3 separate regions of the Homo sapiens genome follow, and all the other regions are linked to region 1. A link is an interaction called in ENCODE POLR2A ChIA-PET data of the cell type or tissue named here. Cell type or tissue: OCI-LY7. All regions are shown on one strand.

Region 1 (5,000 bases):
CAGGTGGCATTAGCCGAGATAAGGAATTCAGAAAGAGGGGCAGTTTTGGGGAAGACCATCAGTCCTATCTGGAATCTACTGCTTTTCAGAGGTGGAGAGGACCAGACGCAGTTAGATATATTGGTCTTAAGCTCAATTGCAACTCAATGCAGATGAAAGGGCAAAGAAGGAGTGACTAAATACTCTGGGAAGAGACTCTTAAGGGGGCATTCAGTTCAGTTAGTAACAAATATTTTACAAGGTTACTTTGTTAGGCACCGCAGGACAGGCAAAGAAAAGTCTCAAACAAAGAACCCTACTTTGTTTTAACTACAGCTGTGGACTCAGGTTAAACTTGTATGAAAAGTGTTTCCAATAATTATTGCTTAGGTAAGTTGTAAAATTTTGGTCTATAAGTTTATGTCTGTTTTCCTGGCTTTCTCTGAGGTTTGACCTACAAATAAGAACTTCCCTATTTCTCTCTCGCTCTCTCTGAAATTAATCATGAGGTTAAACCAGATTCTAGGAGATGATATATACATGACAGTTGATTCACCTGTTCTTTAGTTTCGGTCCTGCCTTATGCTTAAACATAATATGGTTGGTTATAGCAGTCCAAAAAAAATGGAAGGTACACCTTTATGGAAATTCCCAATCTTAGGAACTAAAAAAGGAGAGAAAATAGAGAAAAGTTTACTTACTTTTTAGAGTAAAAATCCCTTTTGAAAGATATTTTTCTGTATGTCGGTGAACTATTTTTAGACATACACACTCATACTTAACTACAATCACTCAATTAACTGCTAAACCTTATGAAGGAAGTAGTATTTGAAAAACATTTAAAATATTTAAGAGGATATTTAAATAAATACTTAAGAAACAGTCTATGAACTTGCATGAAGAACTCTACAAGTACAATACTTTCCTTCGGAAATTAAACTTTGAAATAAAAGATAGCATTTTAAAATGTGACTTGTATATGCCTGCCCAAAGTCCTGATAGGTATTTTATATCATAAAGAATTGGGAAACAGTAACTAAAGGCAAATAATAGTGCCTTGTTTCACCAGGAATTTGCATATTGTGCTAATATTAATGTAATCTCTTAGAAAATTCTCATCTAAAGTGTGAGGTTTCTTATTAAAAAAAATTTCATGGGTTCATGTAGAAAATTTTTCATGGGTCTCTTTATTTAAACATTTTAAGTTCAATTCCTCTTCAGTTATATCTTAGCCAGTGGAATACAGATAATGCATTTTGTTCTTCTTTCCCCAGAAACTGAAGTGTTTACTCTTATGGACTCAGAGGGGCTTTTCAAGTTACTTCAATTTTTACAGCTCTTTTCATATCCCATGTGTGGATTTACTGTGAAGACTTATGAATGATGGAACTCCAGCAGCCTCACCATGGCCTTACTTTGGCTTTGGTAAGTATAGAAAACCTTTGGCAATGTGGTTGAGACCTAAGTTTTAACACTTAGGCAAAACTTTTTAGCAGGAGCCAGAATATGAATAAATATGAAGGAGGCACTTGAATGCAAAACACACTTTACAAATTCATAGCAAATTTGAGAGCATTTTCAATTAAGTATATATGACTGCGGGTTGTCTCCCTTGAACAAATTAGTTCTCGTTTGTAAGGGTTATATCTTTTAAAGTATCGATCAAATCAGTGCTCAAGGTAGAACTGTAAGTAAAGTTACAATCCTAAAACCTTTTGGGCAATGGTTCTAATTAATATAACTAATATTTTAGCAAAATATCCTGGGTTGTAATTGAAAGAAATCATCTGGGTCTGAAGAATACCTACTGAGGGCAGCCCTATTAAGATTCATTCTGAGACGGGTTAAATTAATTTCCTGGACTTGCAAAGCAGAAACGGGAAGGTTTTCCTTCCTCATAAGCCTGCAGGGTTTGGTGTTTGGCCCTGTCGAGACCCAAAGGCTATCTAGGCTGATTAACATATATATAATTAAAGTGCACCAGCTAGAAAGGCAGAGCCAGTTTCATTTGGCTCTGTACTACTGTGAAATAAATTGTCTGCATTGTTTAACTTTTTTTTTTTAATTAGTTTTCCCTGGACGTCATCCTGCTGCCTTCTTTAGGAATATTGCTTCCTATCCTAAGCAGGGACTAGAGTAGAGAAGCTTTCTCCAGCATTCAAACTAGATTTTCTTTCCATTCATATCGCCACTTTTCATAACATGGTAAGAAACACTGTAAATAATTGAGGTGATCCATCAAGAGACCCATTCTGGATAATGAAAAATTGCATAACTCAGTAAAAGTCAATTAAAAACCACAAACTCCAGAGCCTTTTGCTCAGTGAAGATTTATTGTTATAGAAGGCAACTAATACAATAGATTTGTGGGCTCGAAATTTTAAAAAGTTCTAAAAAGGCAGTTAAAGCTTGACAATAAACTTGAGTAAGGTTTACACAATATCAAAGTATATTAGTTCTTTGAAATGAAAAGGTATTTTTTTTCTTCCTTTAACATTGAGATGTCTGAGATGTCAGGATTTTGTAGCATTCTTAGAAACAACATCCACTGTGTGGGATACTTTTTTTCCTTCTGGAGTTTTAAACCAGTCTGACTCTTTGGTTGTGCCTATACAATGAAAAGTCTACAAATGAAATGAGAGAAGTCAGGATATTTTCCTTTGTTAAACTAAGTAGCTGAATAATTAGAACTACCTAGATAAAAGACTCAAAATGTTTTTGTTATCTGGTTGCCTGGTTAGGACATAGCCAACATTTCAATGGAATGTAGTATCTTGTACAACTGCATATAATTTTTTAAAAAATAAACAATGACTTTGTTTCTTTAGATACATCAAATGCTGCTTGAGTGGCCAAAGGGAAAATGCCAACTCTTTGAAATGTAGTATCTGTAGCACTTTTCTTCTTTCAGTAGTTTTTCATGCCCCAAATACAAACTTTAAGGAGTAACATCTATCCTCAAAACCCAAAAATACCCATTTGTTTTGAGGTTCACAGTCCACCAGTATAAGTTTTAAACTGCGCCAAAAGGCTTAGGTAGGGTTCAGCAGTCAGGCATGACAGATGCATAATTCTAACCAACAGTGCACATGTGACATGCTTCCTACTGAAATTAAACTGCCAAATAAAAAGGAAGGATTGTGCCCTTTTTAATAACAAAGAATGCAGTCGTTAGAATTCTTCAGATTTGGAATTCCAGCAGCACTCTAGTGTTTTCTTCTTGATGTGTGACAAGAATGAATAATATCAAAAATAAAAATAAACCTCATCTAAACAAGCAGTTCTTTGACTTTATAACGTTCAACATCAAATTCTCAAAATACTCAAGACCAGTAAATTATCAGAGCTGAGGAAATAACATGCTGAGGACAGAATCAATTTTTAAACATTTTGATTGATTTTAACCTGCTAGCATTAGTTTTGTTCATTTCTGTTTAGACATTGCCACTTCAACTGACTACTAGGGACCATGGTATTTCATATTCATATAAATATCTGAATTTGACCTCATAAGAAGTCCCTTGGGTCTATAATACTTTTATTCTTGTATAATCTGAAACAAATCCTTTCCTTTTAAAAATCAAACAGACCACGTTATACACACAGTTGACTATTTACAAAGCACCCAATTAAATCCTACTTAATTCTTTCACTCTAAAAATTCCATCTAACTTGTGTGTAAAGTACCCATAACATTAAATGCATAATGTTCACAAACCCTGATAGTCCTATCTAACCTAGAAAATATTACCTTCCTTAAGGAGAAAAAAGAGCCTTAAAAGAAAAATAAGAGTAAGGTTTTAAAGAAATGAGACCAGAAATCACAGTACAAGACAGAGAAATCTACTTTAATATTCACATGTAAAAGTTACACATCACAAGAGATTGGACAGTAGCTTAGCGTAACATAGCTATAGTGAAAATCATTTTTATAAAAAAATAATCTAGATGCGGTCATCAGAATTTTTGGTCTGCTTAAGTTAATGTTTGAAGATCGACTTTTATCCCTGCTTGAAGGATTTGCCATTATGCCTTTTTTTTCTCCCACTGTTGCCTATTAATTCTTTGGAGGAAGGAAAGCAGAAAGTGTTCATTTCCAAGAGTTTGTCCTTTGGTAGCAAGCAGAGAACATTTTTTTCATTTCCATGATTTAAATAATCTGTACAGACATGAAACTTAGTGACATTAAGCTTTAGTGTAAAATGAAGAGTAATAAGCAATTTTTTTTCACTTTGATAAAACAGCAGATTTCGTAAACTCCTTAAGGATCCAAGCATTTCCTCATCCCATATGCAAAATCATTCAGAATCCATTTTGACCTCAGTTGAAAAACAAAAACAAACACTTACTCTGTATATATTACACTATAAAACCCTGTACTTAAAAACTGATAAGGTGTATTTTCAACATGTATGCTTCAAATACAAAGATTTCAATCTACATTTAAAAAAACACATTTGAATGGACTCAGAACAAGTTTAATTTGTGATTAAACATCTCATGCAATCATGCAAGACCACTAGCTATAACTGTTACTTCCGAGTCTATACTGGGCAAAACAAAAGCAAATTAAGAGCCAGGCCAAACAGAAAAGACATTCAAGATATCAAGAGCTCTGTAATTGAGCTGAAAAATGATTTTCCAAAAGAAATATTCCCATAGATTAAAAAAAAACACACACATAATATTTACAAAAAAATATTTAATTAAAAATATCTTATAATTACAGTATCTATTAAAGCATATACTTTCTCACACTTATAGAACATCTCTATATATACATGGTATGAAATGTCACTCATTTATCTATACAATATGTAACATTCTTGCAGAGAAAAGAAAGTTCTCTGCCCCGTTATAATCATCTATTTTAAACAATAGATGTAAAAAAAAAATATCTACAATGCTCTGGTAGATTAGTAAAGCTTCAAAACAAAAATTGAGCTCCTTGGTCACAAAGTAGGCTTCTAAAGTCGGATCTACTCTTGATCTTCTATTTATCAGTCCTGTCACACTTAAGC
Region 2 (5,000 bases), 240 kb after region 1:
TCACAAATATTTGAGCATCTATTACATGCCTGGTATCATGCAAGGCACTGGGAACAGATAAAAATAAAATTCTTGTTCTGGAGTAATTTATCAACTAGTTGAGGAGACAGATTAAAAATAGATATTGCTAATATAATGTGGCTCGTGTTAGAACTGAAGCATAAAGTTGTTGGTAATTCAGTGATTATGTGTAAATTACCTAGCATAGATTGTTGTATGAAAGATAGTAAAAGCATTTCACATTCAATCCTCTTCCCTTGATGGTTGGCCAGGCTGCATATTCCAAAGATGGCTTTGACAATAACTTCCAACCCACATACTCTTTGACAATGTGACTTTGCAACTCTATTATCAAGAGGAAGAGTCTCATTTCACCCCCTTTCAAACTGGGCTGCCTTTCAGAATTCGCTTGTAACTAGTGGAATTTGGTGAAAGTGATACTGTATACCTTCTGAGGCTGGGCAGGAAAAAAACCAGGTAGTGTCAGCCTTGGTCTTCTAGAAGACTCATTTTCCAGATGCTCCATCTCAGAAGGCTTTTTCTGGAGCTCAGCTACCATGCTGTGAGGAACTCAAGCCACGTGGAGAGACTGTGTGCAGGCATGCTGACTGACAGTCCAAGCTGGGCTCAGCCTTTGAGTTATCCCAGCTCAGGCACTTGCTAGAATAAACCTCCTAAAATAAAAGACTGTGAGTGAAGAAGCTTCCAGGTGATACCAGCCCCTGACTGTTGAGTCACCCTCAACCCACTGAAGCCTTCCAAGCTGAGGCCCCAGATGTCCTGGAGCACAAATAAGCCCTCCCCATTGTACTCTGTTTAAAATCCCAACCCACAGACCCTGTGAGCATAATGGTTGCTGTTTTATGTCACTGAGTTTGGAGTGGTTTGTTGCACAGCAATAGATAATTAGAACAGATGGATTTCAAGAGAGAACTGCTTTACAATGAATCATATTATTTTTGAATACTTTCTACGCTGAGGCTCCAATATTCCTGCATGCAGGTCTTTCAGTTAACTTGGAAACTGAGAAAAAAATTACTCTTTAATTAATTTCTGAATTCATATCACAGGGTTTTGGGAGCTTATCCCTGACTAAAATACTTTTCCATCATGTGTAAAATTATGGGTCTACTTGCTTGAGGAATATTTCATTTCTTCAGATAGGAACTAGTTCTCTTTATCTTCAGATTTAGTGGAAATGTAAATGTTGGAAAACTCATTTATTTGATATTCATATAAATTTGTGAGACACAATATTTTTGTAAATGATAAGTGGGAGAGTATACCTTGGTATATGTGAAGACACTGGCTACCTCAAATGTAATGTGTTTTATGGCTTTTATCACTAATTATCATTTATAGGAAGAATTTGTTTATATGAAGAGGCGTTGAGGAAAGATGAGATATTAAACTGTAAAGTTCTCTTCCATTGTAGTCATTAGAACTACCACTTATGAACAATTAAACCATGTACAGTTTCCAGAATGGCAACCTGAAAATTGTCTAAGGAAGATATTCATTTTAATTATGTAAATTGAAAGAGGCACTTTTTTTTGCTATTTTTCTATCTTACAGTAATTGAGAAATCATTAAAAATTGGAATACACTTCCATTAGATTTACAGGGGGAGAAAAGAGACTGTGTTAATATCCAAAACATTTTCTTTCTTAGACCATTGTCTTGACAGATGAGATAATTAAATCTGAGTCTCTGTAGTGGTAAAATAGGTGACATAGAAGGAAAACAAGGAAGTGCAATATATGGTTAATTAACAGATGTCAATTATATCTTAGAATTGAATGTGTCCTCAGAAAGCGAGGGGACTAGTTAGAAGAGGCAGAGTTGGAGACTGATGAGAAACCATGCCTGTAAGCTTTCAGGTGCACCCTCTTAATAGCCAGATACTGCTGGGCCTGGACAGGGACAAAACCCAGAAAACCTGCTGGGTACATTGCACACTGGAAATCCAAGATTCTGACAGTGAAAGCCTATTGTCTGTAGAGAAAGCATGCTTCTTAATTTCCCATTTTCCAATTCTTTGCAAACTTCCTAGAATAAAAGGACTTGGTGGACAAGAGGGAAGCACAAAGTCTAGGAAATCTTTCAGGTCTCAGACTTCATAGCATCATTCTTATTGTTTTCTGTCCCAATATGCAGATTTCCCTGTCATTTTCTTTTAGACTCTTCTGCTTGACAAGTATGCATTTTTGTAAGAACCTCTCAGATTCTACCTGAATTGCCTACTAACATTTTTTTCCCCATAGAGACAGGTCACACTCTGTCACCCAGGCTGGAGTGCAGTGGTGCGATCATAGCTCACTGCAATCTCGAACTCCTGGGCTGCAGCAATCCACCTGCCTCAGCCTTCTGAGTAGCTAGGACTACAGACACTCACCACCATATCCTGACAATTTTTATAATTTTTTGTAGAGACGGGGTGTCATCCTGTTGCTCAGGCTGGTCTCAAACTCCTGGCCCTAAGTGATCCTCCTGCCTCAGCCTCTCAAAGTGCTGGGATTACGGGTGTGAACCTAATCGCAGAGGTAAGAGCACACTGCAATGTAAAGTTAGTTCCATGATTGTTTCCTCTCACCTGTTCAGGTGGTTCATTGCTGAACTGCCTCAGCTCCTTCTAAATGAAGAGATAAACGGAGGGTGTTGCCTGAGGCAAGGAAAGTAAATCAATTTAGAATTAATTCATGCCAAAAGTGAGTAGGAATAGGTTTATACTTTTCTATGTATCTATTCTTTTGAGATATACACATATATTAAAAGTAATTCAAAAATTAAATATCCTCAGGATTTTTTCTAACAAATCAAAGGAGGTTTTCATTTAATGTGGAATTTAGATTATTTTTGAGTAATTAATACACCTCTAAGTATTGGTATGTGAGAATGCACATTTGCAATATTTTTATTCCATTAAAATTTTTTTTTGACCTAGCTTGCTTGTCAGTTCAGTCACCAAGCTTCATGAAGCTTTGCTAATTTTGTGAAATTTGGAATAGTGTTTTGCCACTTTAGAGATAATCCCTGAAAGCTTCCTTCTTGCATATGGCAATAAATCATTCTTTCCACTAAAAGCCTCTATGTCATTTGAAATTTATTACACAGAGCGGGTAGTGGACTTAAAAGCCATTTCACGTGTCTTATTGCTTCAATCATCTAATTTATGGGTTTCAGCTGCAATTGTAGTTGGAAAAAGTATTTTCCTTTCCCTGATCAATATAAGTCTGGTTTTGCATTCATTCCTCACTAACCTTCCGGGCCTGATTTCATCCACTGCCTCTCCTGGATTTCGTAGGTTCTACAGTCATTCTCCAGTTTCCATCATTCAAGAAAATGCAGGTAGGAAATGGAAAGAAAGTGCCAACAAGGCTGATGTAGATTGACTAAGCTTTCCCAGCTCTTAGCTGCACTTGTCAAAAGATATCTTAGTTATTATTAGTTGAGCAATCTTGCCCTAGGGAAAGGGAAACTGTCAAAAACTCCTGTGTTTAATATGTACATCTCTGGCTTCATGGAGAGAGCATGAAGGAAGCCGATTAAACACAGATGAGCTAAGCCTAAGTAACACACACTTAACACAAAGAAGGATAAGGAATTGGTACTCTTTAATGCCATGTTGGAGGTGGGATTTTTTTCCTTCACAGTGAAAAATGAATCTCTGTTCCCATGTGTCAGTCATTCTCATCACCGTGGTGAAAGATAGTATTAATGGGTTGATAAAGTGAAGAAGAATGTAGGAAAGTAATAGTCTCTCTCACCTGGGTCTCATGTGAAAAGCACACCTGTGTGGGTATAACGATTGAGCTCCTGCAGTGTCCAGGTCATAGACCCTGTCTCTGACTGCCACCAGGATGGTTGTAAAAGGCACTGCTGCGTTCTCTGATTTCAATGTAAAAAATAAGATTTGCACCCAAACACTCCTATCCTGAGTTACCATAATTACGTCTTAGCCCCATCAACCTTATGTTTCAATCCGTTCAACCTCATGGGGAAATTCAAAATTTATTCAAAGCCTATCACATGCAAGATACTAAAAGACAATTCCCTCCTATACTCTCTCCTATACAATTCTTAGTCAATGCTGGGAAGCATTTGCTGCTCTTTTAACCCTCCTGAGTGGGTCTCACGTGGGTACCCCTCCTCCTCTATTCTCCTGTGGCAAAACTCTTGGTTGTCTCCAAAACAGCTATTTCTTTATCTTTTTTCTTGATTGCTGGGAGACCTTTCTCCCACAATAGAAATACTTGCATTCTCATCTCCCTTGCCCTTATGGTATAGGTATGAGACCCAATCCTGGTAAAAGGGACTGGAGGAGATGTCTGCTAGGGGCTCCTGGGGAATATTTTACCTAATAAGACAGGCATGTGGAGGGAATCCCTCCCTTTCTCTCTGGATAGGAACATGTCAGCCTGTGACACCTGGGACTGTGTCTTGATAACACACAGAGAATGGCAGAGTGGACCAATGAGAGCCCTGGGTCCTTGGTAGTGAGCTGCCCTATTCCTGGGACATTTTGTAGATTGAAAACAATGTATTTTTACAGAGACAGTTGGAGTTTAGTAGGTTGGCCAAGTAGTCTGGAATCTCAGGCTCTAAGATGATTATACTCATTTTTAAAATATGACAGATAACATTCCTTCTTGGTGGTCCTCGTTCCCTTTGAGTTAAATCAACTCCTCAGCTTAGGCTGAGAGGTTAAGAGAAAAGCTCCATGATCCAGATGCCAATACAAGTTTGCTTGCTAAAGACAGTTGTGGAAACTAAAGATAAGATTCATACCCGGCCTGGGCCGGGCGCGGTGGCTCATGCTTGTAATCCCAGCACTTTGGGAGGCCCAGGCGGGCGGATCACGAGGTCAGGAGATCGAGACCATCCTGGCTAATGTGGTGAAACCCCATCTCTACTAAAAATACAAAAAATTAGCCGGGTGTGGTGGCAGGTGCCTGTAGTCCCAGCTACTCGGGAGGCTGAGGCAGGAGAATGGCGTGAAC
Region 3 (5,000 bases), 260 kb after region 1:
CTATACATTTTGAACACTTTATTAAACTTAGAATTTTCTAAAAAGTCTTGTGTTATTCAGTTACCTTCTTATTCCACTGGAGAAGATAAGATAAGAATGTTAGAATATTTTTTCTTCTAGGGTTCCACTCACAAGCTGCTCCTCCCCTATCCCCCAAAATCCCAAGTAACCCAATATTATCATCTGGAATTTTAATTTGAACTAATTGTTCATATATTTTTATTTATTTAGATATCACTGATAGGTTTTTACTACTTATGTTTAACTTTCCATTGAATTATTTATCAAAATTCTTCCTTTTGGATTTGTTTTTCTTCTTGTTAAAACATTGCCTTTTGAAGTTGACTTCTGGGAGAATCTATAGGTAGTATAATATGCTAACATGTTAACATACCCATATTTTACTTTTACTTTTGAAGAGTTTATTTTTATTCATGAAGTTTTATTATGCATTGAATTCAAGGATCAAATTATTTTCTCTCAGGATTTAGAAATATTTTTCCATTGCTTTCTTGCATTCTGTGGTACTGATAAAAGTTCTGATGTCATTCTGATTCTTATTTTTGAAGATGAAACTTTCTTGTTTCTCTGGTAGATTTTATAATTTTCTCTGTTGTTATGTTTGTGTTCATGGTGTTTTGAGTAAAGTTATGTTTTTTTCCTTCTTGGACTTAGTGAGCACTGTCATTCTAAAGACTCATTTTTTTTTTCTCCCAGTTCTAGAAAATTCTCAGCCATTATTTGTTCTAGTATTGCTTCTCTTTCATTTCTTCTATTATTTGCTTCTAGAAATATCTTCAGGGGAGTATCACAGTTTTGGGTGTCTATTCCAAATGTTTCAATTTTTATCTTAGCTTTTCATCTTTTTATGCTACATTTAAAATAATTATTTTGTCCAATCTTCCAAGTGGCTGATTCACTCTTCAGGTATTAAGACCATTTACTGAGATTTTCTATCCTTTCTGCCAGTGATGTGAGATGGCACCTTGGTCATATACTAAATTTTCATAGATATTTGTGTTTATTTCTGCACTTTTATTCAATTCTACTGATTTATTTGCTTATTTATGCGCCACTGTTATAATATTTTAATTATAGAGTCTTTATAATATGTTTTAATGTTTGGTAGGGCTAGTTCTTTCTTGCAGTTCTTTCTTTTGTATTATTGTCTTGAACATTTGTGCATGTTTGCCTTTTTTCATACAAACTTTAGTATGAACTTCCCTATCTCCTTAAAATTGCTTTTTGGTATTTTTATTGCGATTGCATTTAATTTACAAATTTATTTAGGAAAAACTGACATCTTTATAATGTTGAATCATCATATCCAAGAGCAGGGGCTATTTTTTCAAACTTTTGTGTCTTTTAGGGATGATTTAAAATTGTCATCATGTAGGTTTTGCACATTTCTTGTTAAATGTCATACTAAGTCTTTTATCTCTTTTGTTGCAAGGGTGAAAGAGCTTCTCTCTACCATGTATATGTCTCCTAACTGTTTATTGTTTGTGTATATAAAGGCTACTGATTTTATATTTTGATAGGTTCCTGAATTCTTTTACAATTTAAGTTAGTTTTATCATTGATTCTTTGAGGGTTTCTAGGTATAATATCTTACCATCTGCAAATAGAGATAATTCTATTTCTTCTTTGCCCATTCTTATGTCACAAATGACTTTCTCTTGTTTAATCATATTGGTTTATAGTCTAGTACAATGTTGAATAATAGAGATAGTAAAAATCTTTGCCTTGTTCCTCAGCTAATGTTTTTCCATTAAATAAGATTCTGGCTTTAGCATTTACATGTCTTTACCTATCTCCATCTCCATCACTATCTCTAAATTTCTATTTCTATCTCTGTCTCTAGATAGAGATTATTATGTTATGAAAGTACCTCTTCATTCCTATTTCTTGAGTGTTTTCTATTAATGAATGAGTGTTAAGTTTGGTCAAAGGTTTTTGTCAGCATTTATGAAGATAATCATGTATTCCCCTTTATATTTATTACTATGGTGAAATATATTAACGTTGTTTCTAATATTGAGCCAATTTATATTCTGGCAATAAAACCCAGTTGGTCATCCCATATTACTTTCTTAAAGTGGTATTGGATTCTGTTTACTAATATTTTGTGTGGGTATATTTGCATTGATATTTATTAGTGGGATTAGTCTCTGGTTTTCTTCCCTTTATCTGCTGTATCAGTTGATAACATATTTACTTCAAAAAAGGAATTTGAGAGTTTTCTTTCTTTTTCAATACTCTTGAATAATTCATGCAGCATTGGGATTATTTGATGTTTGAAGGTGTCATAGCGTACCACAGTGAAATCACTTGGGTCTGGTGTCTTTTGGTATAGTTTTAATCAATTCTTCCATGAACATAATCTGTTTAAGTCTTTTAGTATGCTTTGTTTTCTTTCTTGCTTTGCATTTGTTCACTGTAAAGACTTGCAGCTAGCTGGGGGCAGTAGAGGCAAGTATGAGAGGCTGCAGATTGGAATTTGGTGATTTTGGCAATTTTGGCATTCTCAGCCTTTAAGTAATGATGTAATGGCTGATTTTATGTGTCCACTTGACTGAGCCACAGAATGCCCGGATATTTGGTAAACATTATTGTGGGTATTTATGTGAGGTGTATTATGTATTTTGTGATGAATTTAACATTTATATTAATAGACTGAGTAAAGCATAGTGCCTCTCCTAATCAGAGTGGGCCTGATCCAATCAGTTGAAGATCTGAATAGAAAAAAATCAATCCCTCTCACAAAGAAGAGGGAATTTTTCCTTGCTTGACTGTCTTAAGCTGGGGCATCCATTTTTCCTGACTTTGAACTAGAATTGAAACATCAGTTCTTCCTAGGTCCTGGACTAGAATTATACCCTTGGTTCTCCTAGGCCTCCAGCTTCTCAACTGCAGATCTGGGGACTTGTCACCCTCCATAATCACGTGAGATAATTTCTTATATATAGTTGATCCTTCACAATGTGGGGGTTGGGTGTCAACTCTCCTGTACAGCCAAAAATCCATGTATAACTTTTGATTTCCCAACAACTTGACTGCTAATGGCCTACTATCAACTGGAAGCCTTACTGTTAACTTATACAGTTGATTAACAATATTTTCTATGTTTTTTATATTGTATATTTTATAGTTACAATAAAGTAAACCAAAGGAAAAAAAGTGTTGCTAAGAAAACATAAAGAAGAGAAAATATATTTACCATTCACTAAGTGTAAGTGGATTATTATAAAGGTCTTAATCCTCATCATCTTCACACTGAGTAGGCTGAGGGGGAGAAGGAGGACAGTGGGTTAATCTTGCTGTCCCAGGAGTGGCAGAGGTGGAGGAGTTGGAAGGAGAAGCAGGAGAGTCAGACATACTTAGTGTAACTTTACAGGAATGTGTCATAATTCCCCTCTAACGTTTTGCTTTTTCATTTCCCTAAAAATGTTTCTACATCATAGATGGGTCCAAGTTGTAAAAGAAATAAAAAACAGTGTTGAATAATCAGAATCCTTCTGCCGGATTGTCTAATGTAAATGTGTTTTCTGGCACTGCTTCTTCTACATTTTCTTCATCATCTAGCACAGATTTGGAAGCACTCATCTGCATCAAGTCATCTTCTATTAATTCCTCTGGTGTGGCATGTATTAGCTTCTGAATTCTCCAAGATCCATATCTTGAAACCCTTCACATTCCACTTTTTTTTTTTTTTTTTTTTTTTGCTGTCACAATCTCTCATGATTTCCTTGATTGGCTCTTTGTAAGTCCTAAGAAGTCATGTACAATATCTGGATACAGTTTTCTCAAGCAGCAATTCATTGTTTCAGGTTTGATGGCTTTTGTGGCTTTTTCTATAATGACTGTGGCATCTTCAGTGGTGTAATCCTTCCAGACTTTCATAATGTTCTCTCTACAGGGGTTCTCTTCCATAGTGTTGGCAATCCTTTCCATAAAGTACCATGTGTAATGGGCCCTACAGGTCCTGTGACTCCCTGATTTGGAGGCTGAGTTAAACACATTGTGACTGGGAGCAAGTGGACCACTTTGCTTGTTGAACTCATAAAGTTCTGAGTGGCCAGGGGCATTGTCCAATATCAAAAGAACTTTAAAAGGCAGTCTTTTACTGGCAAGGTATTTCCTGACTTCAAGGACAAAGCATGGGTGGAACCAATCCAGAAAAATGATTTTTGTTGTCCAGTCCTTCTTGTGCAATCAGAAGACTGGAAGTAGGTATGTATCTTTTCCCTTCAAGGCTTGGGGGTTAGCAGCTTTATAGATGGGGGCATTCCTAATAATAAATTTGACTGCATTTGCACAAAAAGGTAGAGTTAGCCTATCTCTTTCTACCTTAAATCCTGGTGCTCTTTTCTCGTCCCTACTAATAAATGTCCTTTGTGGATTTTTTTTTTCCAGAATAGAGCACTTTTGTGTGTATTAAAACCTGTTCAGGCAGATACCCTTTCTCCTCAATGATTTTCTTAATGGCATCTGGGAATTTGTCTGCTGCCTCTGGGCCAGCAGAAGGTGTTTTTCTTGTTATCTTGCGTTTTTTAAAGCCAAACCTCTTTGTAAAATTATCAAACCATCCTTTGCTGACATTAAATTCTCCAGCTTTAGATCCTTTGCCTTCCTTTTACTTTGATTTGTCATATAATGACTTTGCCTGTTTTCAAATCATTTTAGAGTCTATAGGTGTGCCTTTCTTATAGCAATTCTGCACTCAAATAAAAGCTGCATTTTCAATATGAGATAAAAAGCTATTTTCCAAAAGAAATGCAAGGTTTTCCCACCTGCTGTGGTAGCTGCAGTGATGGCTTTAAGAATTTCCTTTTCTTTTTTTATAACACTCCTTATGCTGGATTAATTTATCTGTGAAATGGTGGGCAACCACAGCTGCACACCTCAATCAAGCAAAGCTGCACACATATCAAGCAATTCAACTTTTTCTTGTAATGTCATGGCTTTGCTTCCTGGGAGCCCTTCCAGCATCACTCATG

The links. Peaks named below come from ENCODE experiments on the same cell type or tissue, not always from the same donor. Only the 100,000 strongest peaks of a DNase experiment are listed, where the experiment ranks them.
Region 2: POLR2A ChIA-PET joins it to region 1 with 7 read pairs; 4 of 35 experiments call an interaction of 5 or more read pairs at or near these places.
Region 3: POLR2A ChIA-PET joins it to region 1 with 7 read pairs; 2 of 35 experiments call an interaction of 5 or more read pairs at or near these places.

What each region holds. Positions count from the first base shown.
Region 1 is chr6:19,839,491-19,844,490 of GRCh38, reverse strand. ID4 (inhibitor of DNA binding 4) reads right to left here. Exons shown (of 3, transcript NM_001546.4): 3 at 2,294-5,000. Among named protein-coding and RNA genes, the nearest start is that of ID4, 4.6 kb to the right of the region's middle. In OCI-LY7, no CTCF peak of the experiment used is centred here; DNase peaks (open chromatin) are centred at 3,040 and 4,530; H3K4me3 peaks cover 3,450 bases; H3K27ac peaks cover 4,047 bases.
Region 2 is chr6:19,598,379-19,603,378 of GRCh38, reverse strand. No RefSeq gene overlaps it. Among named protein-coding and RNA genes, the nearest start is that of LNC-LBCS, 200 kb to the left of the region's middle. In OCI-LY7, no CTCF peak of the experiment used is centred here; a DNase peak (open chromatin) is centred at 2,328; H3K4me3 peaks cover 900 bases; H3K27ac peaks cover 2,731 bases.
Region 3 is chr6:19,578,852-19,583,851 of GRCh38, reverse strand. No RefSeq gene overlaps it. Among named protein-coding and RNA genes, the nearest start is that of LNC-LBCS, 220 kb to the left of the region's middle. In OCI-LY7, no CTCF peak of the experiment used is centred here; no DNase peak of the experiment used is centred here.